Linked DNA regions of Homo sapiens: region 1 is linked to region 2. Evidence: chromatin contacts called from ENCODE Hi-C or POLR2A ChIA-PET data. All regions are on one chromosome and are shown on one strand. Each heading gives the region's core, a stretch centred on a gene start or an enhancer-like site at or near the end of the contact. The rest is flanking DNA. Distances are from core to core; before and after follow the strand shown. Region 1 overlaps FLT1 (fms related receptor tyrosine kinase 1). Region 2 overlaps PAN3 (poly(A) specific ribonuclease subunit PAN3).

What was found. A loop is a pair of places that touch in the nucleus more often than their neighbours do. ChIA-PET counts read pairs that join two places held with the same protein, here RNA polymerase II (POLR2A). Pooled maps may share reads with other maps.
Region 1: a pooled map shows a loop between it and region 2 (4-fold over the local background). The contact joins two enhancer-like sites. A Hi-C loop is called at or near these places in 2 of 50 pooled maps. POLR2A ChIA-PET finds 5 or more read pairs at or near these places in 2 of 52 experiments (T-cell and endothelial cell of umbilical vein).

The regions. Positions count from the first base shown.
Region 1 is chr13:28,321,421-28,327,341 of GRCh38, forward strand. FLT1 (fms related receptor tyrosine kinase 1) reads right to left here. Exons shown (of 30, transcript NM_002019.4): 21 at 1,370-1,526; 22 at 842-939; 23 at 43-165. Among named protein-coding and RNA genes, the nearest start is that of FLT1, 170 kb to the right of the region's middle. RefSeq lists a silencer at 1-46 and an enhancer at 809-2,008. Within about 2 kb of position 2,956, at least 4 of the 41 ENCODE cell types and tissues checked have a DNase peak (open chromatin) inside an H3K27ac peak, as active enhancers do.
Region 2 is chr13:28,265,635-28,271,574 of GRCh38, forward strand. PAN3 (poly(A) specific ribonuclease subunit PAN3) reads left to right here. Exons shown (of 19, transcript NM_175854.8): 10 at 1,081-1,242; 11 at 1,461-1,577; 12 at 1,666-1,767; 13 at 5,067-5,232. Among named protein-coding and RNA genes, the nearest start is that of PAN3-AS1, 130 kb to the left of the region's middle. Within about 2 kb of position 3,222, at least 3 of the 41 ENCODE cell types and tissues checked have a DNase peak (open chromatin) inside an H3K27ac peak, as active enhancers do.

The sequences.
Region 1 (5,921 bases), core at 1,706-4,205, 56 kb after region 2:
GATAGGACACACATGAGTCAAATAAACATCAAACTGACTTACATCTCCTTTTCTCACATAATCGGGGTTCTTATAAATATCCCGGGCAAGGCCAAAATCACAAATCTTCACCACGTTGTTCTCAGATAAAAGAATGTTTCTCGCTGCCAGGTCCCGATGAATGCACTATAATAAAACAGTTGCATAATCAATGCATTTCCTTAACCTAACCAACTAATTTCCTACACCTGTCAGTGTCATTATCTTAATTTGGGAATCCATTTCACATGCTGTGAAGGGAGCACCTCTCGGTGCACACAGAGTTACCATAAACATGAAGAGCCTCTCTACAAATACAGGTCCCCAAGCCCTCAAAGTCAAGAAATGGTCTGAATCCACTGGGCTACTATTTGATCAGCGAAGCTGGTTATCTAAGATTTACCAGTGGGCAAACTTTCCCCACAGTCTTTTATCCTGAGCTGCCAAGATGAGATCTTTCTCCAGCTGCAGTTTTGTGGGAGGGCCCTATATGGCTATATTAATAGTAGCTCTCCTATGAAGTCATGTCTTCTGAGATTTGGGCCAGATTTGAAAATATGCCAGAGGATACTGTGGAGAGCCGATGCCAGGTTTGTCTAGTCTGAAACCTGTGAGTTTTCCCCAGAATTAAGTTCTATCCACTGGTATCCATGACTCCTCATTCTCAAAACTCCTCATATCAAGGCAAATTAAGGCACTTGCAGTGGTGTTTGTTCTACATTTAAGAACATAGGTATCAGCAAATACTAGGAAAAATGAATTTATAGCAAAGGTGTGTGTCCAGCCCTGGCAGAGAAGAAAAACAGTAAACAGCAAGACTGACCTTTCTGGAAGACAGGAACTCCATGCCTCTGGCCACTTGAAAACTGTAAGAAATCAGATCTTCCATAGTGATGGGCTCCTTGTAGAAACCGTCAGAATCTGGAAAGCATTAGAACCGTAACTGTTTGTAATGGCTCTTGTTATCCCACCAAATCCCAGTTTATTGGAACAATGTTAGCAAAACATAAAACAAACCAACAAGTAGATCAGAGTTCATTTTTAAGAGTATTTGAGTTTCAACATGAACACCAGAGATTTTTCCAGGCCTCCAGCCCACTTTATCCAAGCATGGGGGCAGGGGGATGATCCATTAAGATGAAAATCCCTGAGGGGAGAAAACGGTACAGTTCCCTGTCAAAATTAGTAACTCTGTAAATTATCTTAATTCAAATCTTATCTCCTCAGGACATTACCATTCGAGTCTCCCACGGATGTTTATTAGAGTGATAAATAAGAAAAAAATTTCAGAGATGCATAGTATGTTGTAAAAATATCTCAGCGCGTAGGACAGGAAGGAATTAATACCTACCCTCCTCTTCCTCAACATCACTCAGACTTTTATCTTCCTGAAAGCCGGAGCTCGCAAAGCTTTCGCTGCTGGTGACGCTATCTAGTCTTGGTTTCTTGCCTTGTTCCAGGCCTGGCTCCATTTTTTCTTTCTTAGGCTCCATGTGTAGTGCTGCATCCTTTGAAGAGACCGAAAAGGACCCAGGTGAAAAGGAGCTCCAGCACAGCAGTGGGAAACCAGTCCCTCAACTGGCAATCGCCTGATGAGAAATGAGAGCGTTTCACTTCTCAAAATGGATCGTGAACTAGCACAGGGGCCCTACGGTGTCCAGGAGCCTGACTACCTCTGGAGTTGCAGAGTCTATTGTGCTCTTGCCTGGGCTTCTAGACAGCATCTTAGATCAGATAAAAAAAAAAAATTAAGAGTGGTGGGTATTTACTGAATGCTTACTCTGTGTGAGCTGGTATATTAAAAGCTTTAGGTACATTTCTTGTTTAGTGTTTCCAACAATTTTACGAAGTAGTTCTTATTTATACATGGAGAAACAGGTTCAGAGAAGTAAAGTAATCAAATTCACATGCAGCTAATAAATAGCAAAGCTGGCCGGGCACAGTGGCTCACGCCTGTAATCCCAGCACTTTGGGAGGCCGAGCCAGGTGAATCACGTGAGGTCGGGAGTTTGAGATCAGCCTGACCAATATGGAGAAACCCCGTCTCTACTGAAAATACAAAATTAGCCGGGCATGGTGGTGCATGCCTGTAATCCCAGCTACTCAGGAGGCTGAGGCAGGAGAATTGCTTGAACCCAGGAGGTGGAGGTTGCAGTGAGCCGAGATCACGCCATTGCACTCTAGCCTGGCCAACGAGAGCAAAACTCCATCTCAAAAAAAAAAAAAAAAGCAAAGCTTGAACCCAGGATTGGTCGATGCCCACATCTGTGCCCTTAACCACTTTTCCATGCCACACGCCATCTTGTGAAGGATGACATCACTGAGAGGAAAGGATCCTCAGTGTGCTTGGTGCTTCACTCTGTAATCCCTAGGAGGAGTTATAAGAGAAGGCTATAGTTACCAATTTCTCAGGTTTCTTTGGGGAAGGAGGGAACATGGACATTGCTTTTTTTCTCTTCCATTTAAACAAAGATACAGTTTGATCCTAACAAGGGTAGCAATGGCCTTTCACCCTGGACTGCACATCCAAGCCCTGGTTCATTTGGCTCTTCCATTAATCATGCGATCTTGGGCAAGTCACCTTACTTTTCTGAGTTTAATTATCCTCTTCTGAAAAGCTCTATTATACTATTATTTTATGATTCATAGGAAAGGAGTTGTCAGTTCTGGGTGTTCATGGGAAACCAGAAAAGATTTTTATTGCCTTTTGTAATTCATCTAGTAACTATGACACTCTAAAACCTAGCACTTTCAGTGGCTTTATAACAAGACCATGTTTGTAGCCTAGATTCTGCTAGACAGCAATACTGAGGCAGAAGCAGAGAGGGACTGGAGTTCAGTGGTGTCCCTTGATCCATTTGCATGGTGTGGCAGTTCTAGGATTAACCCGCGTACCCCATCCTTCCTGGGCTTTTCTAGAAATGTCACAAAGCAAGAGTGATCCCTCCACTAGAGGGCACAGTGGGAGCAAGCAGAGCACTGGGAGAAAGCTTCAGGAGGGACAGCCCTAACCTAGTCTAAAAGCCAAAAGGGCACCAAGGTTCCCAGCCCCTGAAAAGAGACCTTCCGGGGTTGCAGAGGGAGGCAGGCCTCAGAGTGAATACCCACTGCCATTGCAGGTAACCCACCTGAGGGCAGGTAAAGACTTTCACTATTTGTTATTGTGTTTCCACAATGCAGTTATATTGGATTCTGTTCAGTTGGGGACTGGAATTTTATTTTTCACAAGATCCTTTGTGGGACAGAAGGCATCAGAGAAAGCGCTGGCAATAGCATGGGGAGAAAAATGCTCCACAGGCTCACTCAGGGCTCTGCATGTGAAAACTCTCCCTGGACAGCCTTCTTCCCCACGGCACCCAAAAGTCACAGCCTAGGCATGTCTCCAAGGACCAAAACTCAGGCTCTCTCACTCCCTTCCTGACTCCCAATCAATTGTATATTCAGCTTTGCTTATCAGTACCACTTTTGTTAAATAAAGGTAATTTACTGAACTCTTGGGACTCTGGCAGAATATAGTGAATTTATTACAAACCATATTTAAGGATCCCAGTTAATTTATTTGGAAAATGAAGTATTCCATTTTCAATTTAGCCTTTTGGTTTTGCCTTTCCTTTACCTTTATCTTCCAAATATGAAAGACAGCCATGGATTTTCCACAAAAACACTAAGCTCCACCAAGTTGCACAGGGAGGCAAATCATTAAATATAGCCAGAGAAGGAAGCAAACTCTTCAAAACAAAGGACGCACAAACCCAAACGTTCCATCCTGCCCAGGTCCCTAGGGTATTCTGCTGGCTTAGCTCTTCCTGAAGCCAGTCCAAAATTTCAGTACTAAGGGGAATTTGTACTGCCCTCAGCCCAAGGCACCACTTTCCACTTTTTCTTATGCTTTTTTCACCTCATTTAGTGTGGTGCACAGAAAAGGCAGTGGAGGAGGAGTCAAGAGAGCTGAGTTCTTTCACCTTCTGACTTCACCTCATGGTAGGTGTGTGTCCTTAAGCGAATCACTTGACTTCTCTGAACGCATCTGCAGCCTGCGAGTGTGAACCAACTGATCACAAAGATCCCTTTCAGTTTCAAGATTCTAATTATTAGGCCGGGCACGGTGGCTCACACCTGTAATCCCAGCACTTTGTGAGGCCGAGGCAGGCGGATCACCTGAGGTCAGGAGTTTGACCAGCCTGGCCAACATGGTGAAACTCCGTCTCTACCAAAATATTCAAAAATTAGCTGGGCGTTGTGGCGGGCTCCTGTAATCCCAGCTACTTGGGAGGGTAGAGGCAGGAGGATCACTTGAACCCAGGAAACGGAGGTTGCAGTGAGCTGAGATCACACCACTGCACTCCAGCCTGACTGACAGAGAGAGAAACTCTGTCTCAAAAAAAAAAAAAAAAAAAAAAGGTTCTTATTATTAGAGGACCTGACTTAAACCTGGGGAAAATGATGTTCTTGCATATATTGCCGGTCCGGTAGAACATCTCTGTCTTTAATTAGATCAAAGTTTGAGGGATGAGAAAATTGGCCAGCTGTCCAGTGGTTCTTATTTGTGTGTGAAGATTCTTGCCCACATTATAAAGATGGGCATCATTCTTGGATTTCAGACATTTTATCCACCATGTAGATCAGTGGTACGAAGTTGGACTCACCCAATTTTTCTATCTTAGTAGGTCAATGATGTTGATGATGATGATGACAGTGGTGGTGACAGTGATGATTAACATTTATTGAATGTTTGACTGAGAGATTTTTATTCTCTCAACAATCCCATCAGCTGGATTCTATTATAAGCTTCATTTAATAAACGAGGGAACTGAAACAGACAGGTTGAGTAATTTGCATTCCCAGATTTCATGAGAAGTAGAGACAGGATTTGAATCCAGGAAGTCTGATTCCAGAGTCTCAATGTTTAACCACCACACTACATGGGTTCATCACCAGTGTTGCTGATTACTGGTTAATAATGTTGAATCACTGTCCCCTGGACTTCTTCAGCTCAGAGAAGGACACAGTATTGGTGCCATATGTCACACTGGCAAAGTTTTAGTAAATTATTTCTCCTCCATTCAATAATCTCTCTCTCTCTTTTTTTTTTTTTTTTTTTTTTTGAGACGGAGTCTCACTCTGTTGCCCAGGCTGGAGTGTAGTGGCTTGATCTCGGCTCACTGCAACCTCAGCCTCCCAGGCTCAAGCGATTCTCCTGCCTCAGCCTCCCTAGTAGCTGGGATTACAGGCGCGGGCCACCACGCCTGGCTAATTTTTGTATTTTTAGTAGAGACGGGTTTTCACCATGCTGGCCAGGCTGGTTTCGAACTCCTGACCTCACAAGATCCACCTGCCTCAGCCCCCAAAGTTCTGGGATTACAGGCGTAAGCCACCGTGCCTGGCCCAATAATCTCTTTTAAACCTTGTTTGCCCTTAGGTCTTGGGTCCACATGTTCCTTTTACTACACAGCTTTTATTTAATAAGGCTGGTTCAGAGTATATGTAGGGATGACATGGGTAGTGAGGGTGTCAGGAAGTAGGGGAAAGGGCAGTGGAAAAGAAAGATAATGATTTTTGGCCCTGGCCACATCATTGGTCTACTGCTGATTGTCAAGTCACTCAGTTGATTTAGCCTTAGTCAAAATCTAACCTAATAAATGGAGACAATTATATTAACTATTATCTTCCTTAAAGAAATAAGTGACTTGTGTATGTATGTTTGCGTGTATGTACACATGCACACATATATAGGGGGAGAAAGAGAGAAAGTTATTGTTAGATATTTAGATAAGTGGCTAGTAGATTTACTCTCCAATTATGGCTGCATACGCACACAGGGATCAAATGATTCTCTGTGCTATCCACACTAGAGTGTAACAGATTATCAGGGGAAAAAACATGAAAAAAGGAGAAGAAGCAGA
Region 2 (5,940 bases), core at 1,972-4,471:
TCTTCTGGAATTAGTTTTCTTAATAGGGTTTCATCTGTGTTTCTTACCAGAGGTCAAAAATTATCAGTTGTTTTTGTTTATAGGGTTTTTTTTTTTTTTTTTTTTTTTTTGAGACGGAGTCTCGCTCTGTCGCCCAGGTGGGACTGCGGACTGCAGTGGCGCAATCTCGGCTCACTGCAAGCTCCGCTTCCCGGGTTCACGCCATTCTCCTGCCTCAGCCTCCCGAGTAGCTGGGACTACAGGCGCCCGCCACCGCGCCCGGCTAATTTTTTTTGTATTTTTAGTAGAGACGGGGTTTCACCTTGTTAGCCAGGATGGTCTCGATCTCCTGACCTCATGATCCACCCGCCTCGGCCTCCCAAAGTGCTGGGATTACAGGCGTGAGCCACCGCGCCCGGCCGGTTTTTTTTTTTTTTTTTTAACAGACATAATGCCATGTTTTAAAAATAGTGTTAAACATGTATATTATAAAACATTTGGCAAATACAAAATAGTGTATAGAAAAGAATAATAATCCTCCCTTTAAAAGGTTACCATTGTTACCATCTGCTATATTTTCTTCTAGTTGGTTTACTATGGCTGTACTACATGTTGGGTTATCTTCCGTTCACTTAAAATATCATGAGCATTCCGAAGTCATTCGAGACAGTTAACAGAATGAAAGTATAGGTTGGTGTTCAATTGGAAAACATGATGGTATTTGAAGCATTAAAAAATACATGTTTTTTTATTATAAACCTGATAAAATGTTTGCTCCAGAAAAATTTATCTCAGTGATAACTCAAATTATTTATAAAAATTATTTCTGAGGAACAAATTTGTATTGTGCTATAAAAGGAAATGTTTTTGAATGTATGAACTTTAGTTATTCTTTGGTTATTTTATTATATAATGCCTATTTTTATTGATACTGAAGCTAGTTTGTCTTATGGAATTGTAATAAATGTTTACACTATTCTAAAATACAAGAGCACATTGTGATACACAAGGGGTTTATAGTAAATATCATGTCTTCTGTATTTTTGAGAAAGATTTATGAATGCCTGTATTTTCAAGTCATCTTCTTATGAATTACTCTAGCAGTTCCTACAGAGGTTGACAGCTACCATAGCCTATTCCCTCTAGAACCACTGCCACCTCCCAACCGGATACAGAAATCAAGTAATTTTGGATATATTACATCTTGCTACAAAGCTGTAAACAGCAAAGATGATCTGCCATATTGCCTTCGGAGGATACATGGTAAGGAAGATAAGTTATCTTCTTTTATAATCGTATCATTGAGGCTAAGATTATTCAAACCTTCTTGAATATATTATTTAATATATGAATTAAAAATTTTTATTTGGAAATTAGTACCTCATGAGCAATGTATAAATATGGCAATTTTTTTCCATTTCTGATGGAATATGAAGGAGACGTCAATTAGAGTTTACTGGAGTAGAAAAATTGTCTTCCAGGTTTTCGTCTTGTTAACACAAAGTGCATGGTGTTGGTCGACATGTGGAAGAAAATTCAACACTCAAATATCGTAACTTTGCGTGAAGTATTTACCACTAAAGCATTTGCTGAGCCCTGTGAGTAACTTGTAATTTGTCTTTCTGCTGGTGAGCTTCATTATTTGAAGCCAGCTTTCAGTAATGAGTGTTTGTGTTTTATTTTAAGCTCTTGTGTTTGCATATGATTTCCATGCTGGAGGAGAAACTATGATGAGCAGACACTTTAATGACCCTAATGCTGATGCCTACTTCACCAAGAGAAAGTGGGGTAAGAAAAAGATGCAGGCAAACTATATTTTGACTAATGCTTTTGCTCTGTGGAAGAGTAGTTTTCTATTTTAAAATACGTATAATTTTTCCCTGTAATCATTTAGTTTAAAGACTCTATTACATTTTGTACTAGTTGTTTTCATGTTCCTGATAAAGACATACCCGAGACTGGGCAATTTACAAAAGAGAGAGGTTTAATGAACTTACAGTTCCATGTGGCTTGGGAGGTCTCACAATCATGGCAGAAGGTGAAAGGCATGTCTCACATGGCGGCAGACAAGAGAAGTGAATGAGAGCCAAGTAAAAGGGGTTTCCCCCTGTAAAACTGTCAGATCTCATGAGACCTATTCACTACCACGAGAACAGTATGGGGGAAATTACCCCCATGATTCAGTTATCTCCCACCAGCTCCCTCCCACAACACTGTGGGAATTATGGGAGTTACAATTCAAAATGAGATTTGGGTGGGGACGCAGCCAAACCATATCACATTTTAAAAAGAAATATGTCAAAGAAATGGAGATGATGGTCAAGAAGTTAGGAAATAATGTCTTTTGCATATTTACTAAGATAAGATAGATTTTTGAAGACTCACATAGATATCAGATATTTAACTGGAAATGTGTTAAAATTGTTTTTCTCTTTAAAATGTTTTTCTTTTAAAAATATGATGCTTTCTTAATAAAGGTGACTTGGAAAATTCAATAGCTTAGAAATAGTCTCTCTGGCTTCCCTGCCTAAGTACAACCATTGTGAATCTTTTAGTACATTTCTTTTCAATCTTGCTTTGTTTTGTTTTTGTCTCCTTTTGCATTGTTTTTTGTTTTAACCTTTTATATCATATTACATCTTTTCTTTATTATAGGTATTTTCCCCATAGTTTTTATATTCTCTGAATATAATTTAATGATTCCTATTATGACTATATTGTTCTTTATGTAATTATTTCCCTAAACAAATGCTTTTGTTTGAAGGTTGGATTCCATGTTACTTAATCTAAGGTTTCAAAATAGAATTTTAAGTAACTTTTCCTTAAACATGAAATATTTTCTTCTTTGTCCCTTTCTAATATATACTTAAAGAATTGTTTTATCATTGAGATTTTGCAAACAACCAGAATACTTGAATTCTAACAAATGTGTGTTAAAGGGTAAATGATTTCAGAGAAAAGTAAATCCATTTTGAGATGTCTATTCATTAATTTATGTATTTAGGGAAGGTCTCAGTCTATGGGGGCAAGAAAGCAGCATCACGTTATTATGCTTTTTAATCTTAAGATTTTCTTGACTTGAAAATTAAAGAGGAGGGGAGAAAGATTTGAGTCCATATTCTAGTATCTTTCAGATTACAACTCCTTTCAAGACTCTAATTATAGACAAAAATATATTACTTCTGTTTACTTGTTACTTCTTTTTTTTTGCATCCTGACAGTTGAAAAAAGAAAGTTGTGGTTACATGGCTGTTTCACATTTAAAATCTGGTCATAGAATGTGGTCATTTTTTTCCTTTTGCTATGTCATCTGTAGACACATGCATAATTTTGTGGAAGGGGATGTGGTACAACTATTCTTATAGATGACTATAGTTGTTGCTCAAATTTATTTTGGTAGTAACACCTGTGAAATGACTGTTGGCTTTAATTTATAACTGTGTTTCTCAACTGCTTAAGTTTTTGTGGGGGCTGTCTTATGCATTTCAGAATGTTTATAGTGGCCTCTTCTGACTGAAGGGCCTGGCTTCTGCCTACTGAATGCCAGTAGCAATCCCCCTCTACCCCTATTGTAATGCCAGAAATATCTCCAGATGTTGCCAAATGCTGGAGTGGTTTCTTTTGAGAACCACTCTTTTATAGCATTCTTTTCCAGTAATTTTTTAATCATAATTATTCTGTTTTTGGTGTTCACTGATTAATATATTAATGTTTATATTTTCATAGGAAGTAGTCCTTTTTTCTAATAGTTTAAAATATTGTTTGAGTAGTCGTAACTTCCCTAACCATACCATACATGCATAAAAGCCTACCATTTTCTTACACTATGTAATTTATTATCTTAGCACAAGTGAAAAAAAAAAGCAAAGTATAAGAAATATATTGATTTAGAAAATGAGAAGAATAGCATACCATGTGGAGTTGATACGAGATTCAGAATGAGTCTATATCAGTAAAACAACTAGAACAGAGTCTGGCACACAGTAAGCACTATATGTTTGCTGCAAAAACTCTTGTTTCCTTATTACTACATTAATTAAATAGTTTCATTTAAACAGTTCATAGTCATTTTTCACATTGTCTTGGCATTTGTTACCGGTCCCATTTTTTTGAGCCTTCTTACACATATTTCCAGAGTATATTATCTTCTGTTCTGTCCAAATTGAGAGATAATTATTTTTAATTTTGTATGTGCTGCTTACCAGAAATTTTATTCCAAGCCATAAGTACATATTTGCTATTTATTATAAGTACATAATTAACCATTTAATTATGTTGCTTTTTATAACTGATTCACAAAAGGTTGTTTTACAACAATATGAATATAAGATCAGCAGGGTGTAGGGACTCATGCTTGCAATCTCAGCACTTAGGGAGGCTGAGGCAGGTAGATCATTTGAGCCCAGGAGTTGGAGATCAGCCTGGGCAATGTAGCAAAAGTGTCTCTACAAAGAAAAGAATATAAGGTCATATTCCTTGGAATAATTACAAAATCTTGATTAAATTTATATGTCTCCTTTTCTACTGATTTACAACATATTAACAATGACCTAGAAAATATTATCAAAAACCACTTAATGAGTTGATAGAATCCACCTTTGTGGTAGAGGGGCCTGAGTGATATAAGGAAAACAAACATTCAACATAAGTGATGGTAGAGACTTTTATTTCCATCAAGCCACACAATGAACAGCTCTCACATGCCTAAACAATAATACAGGGTAGGATTAGCCAGCCACATTTTAAGTAGAAAAACCTCTACGGTTTCTGTTTTTATATTTATTTGGTTAACAATTACATATAAATTCTTACTTTAAGTAATTTTTATTCAATAATTAAGTGGTTACAGAAAAGAGCATTTCAGTGAGAGCCCTATTGCTGGTATCAATATAAAAGGCATAATCTCGGACAGGAATCTTTGGGCAATAGACTAAACTTAAATTACACACATACATACACACACATATATAAATTGACATGTTGTGCCATGAGTGTACATGAATTGTCTTTGCTAATTTTGATGTTAATGCTTTAGTCTTTTAGTTGATTACTTAAGATGTCATTTTTTGGATTTCTTTGCTGTATAGGTCAGCACGAGGGACCATTGCCCAGGCAGCATGCTGGATTATTGCCAGAATCTCTTATTTGGGCATATATTGTCCAACTAAGTTCTGCATTGCGTACCATTCATACAGCAGGTTTGGCATGTCGAGTTATGGATCCAACAAAGATTCTGATAACTGGCAAAACAAGGTACTAGCATTTTGAGTTTTGGTTTCTTTTATTGAGCGTCTTACCTTTGACAGCTTAGTAAACAAAACATGATTGTTTTAATTCTGCCTTTTCATATATTCCATCCAGAAGAACTTCTGTAACTTTGAATTCATTTGTAAGCTTTTTAAAGAAAAAAAAAAAGTTGAACTCTGAATAAAATGCCTGGTTATTAACCAAAAATCTTGGGAAAGGTTAGGGAAGTATATGTGGTTAGGGTTAGGGGAATATAAAAATAATATCAATACAACTTTTCTATGTAGCACCATGGTTCACAAATTCTAGCATGAATCAGAATCACCTGGAGGACTTACAAAACACAGCTTGCTGGGCCCTACCCCCAGAGATTTTCATTCATAAGTCTGCATTGGGGCCTAAGTATTTGCATATTTAACAAGTTTCTAGGTGTTGCCATTGCTGCTGTTGAGTCACATGCTTTGAGAACAACTGGTACAGTTATCAGTCTTGTCTTCACCTGAGTTTTGAGTTGCTGTAATTTTGTGATTGTCTTGGGCTGCATAACATAAAGAGCTGAAGATCTGGTACCAAGTTATTTAAGTTCATATCCTGGCTTTGATAGTTTACTGTCGATATGCCGTTGAACAAGTTACTTCTTCAAATTGTGTTTTGACAACCTTATTAGACAAGTGTACTACTAACTCCATTCTGCTTATTTATGAGGTACCCCTC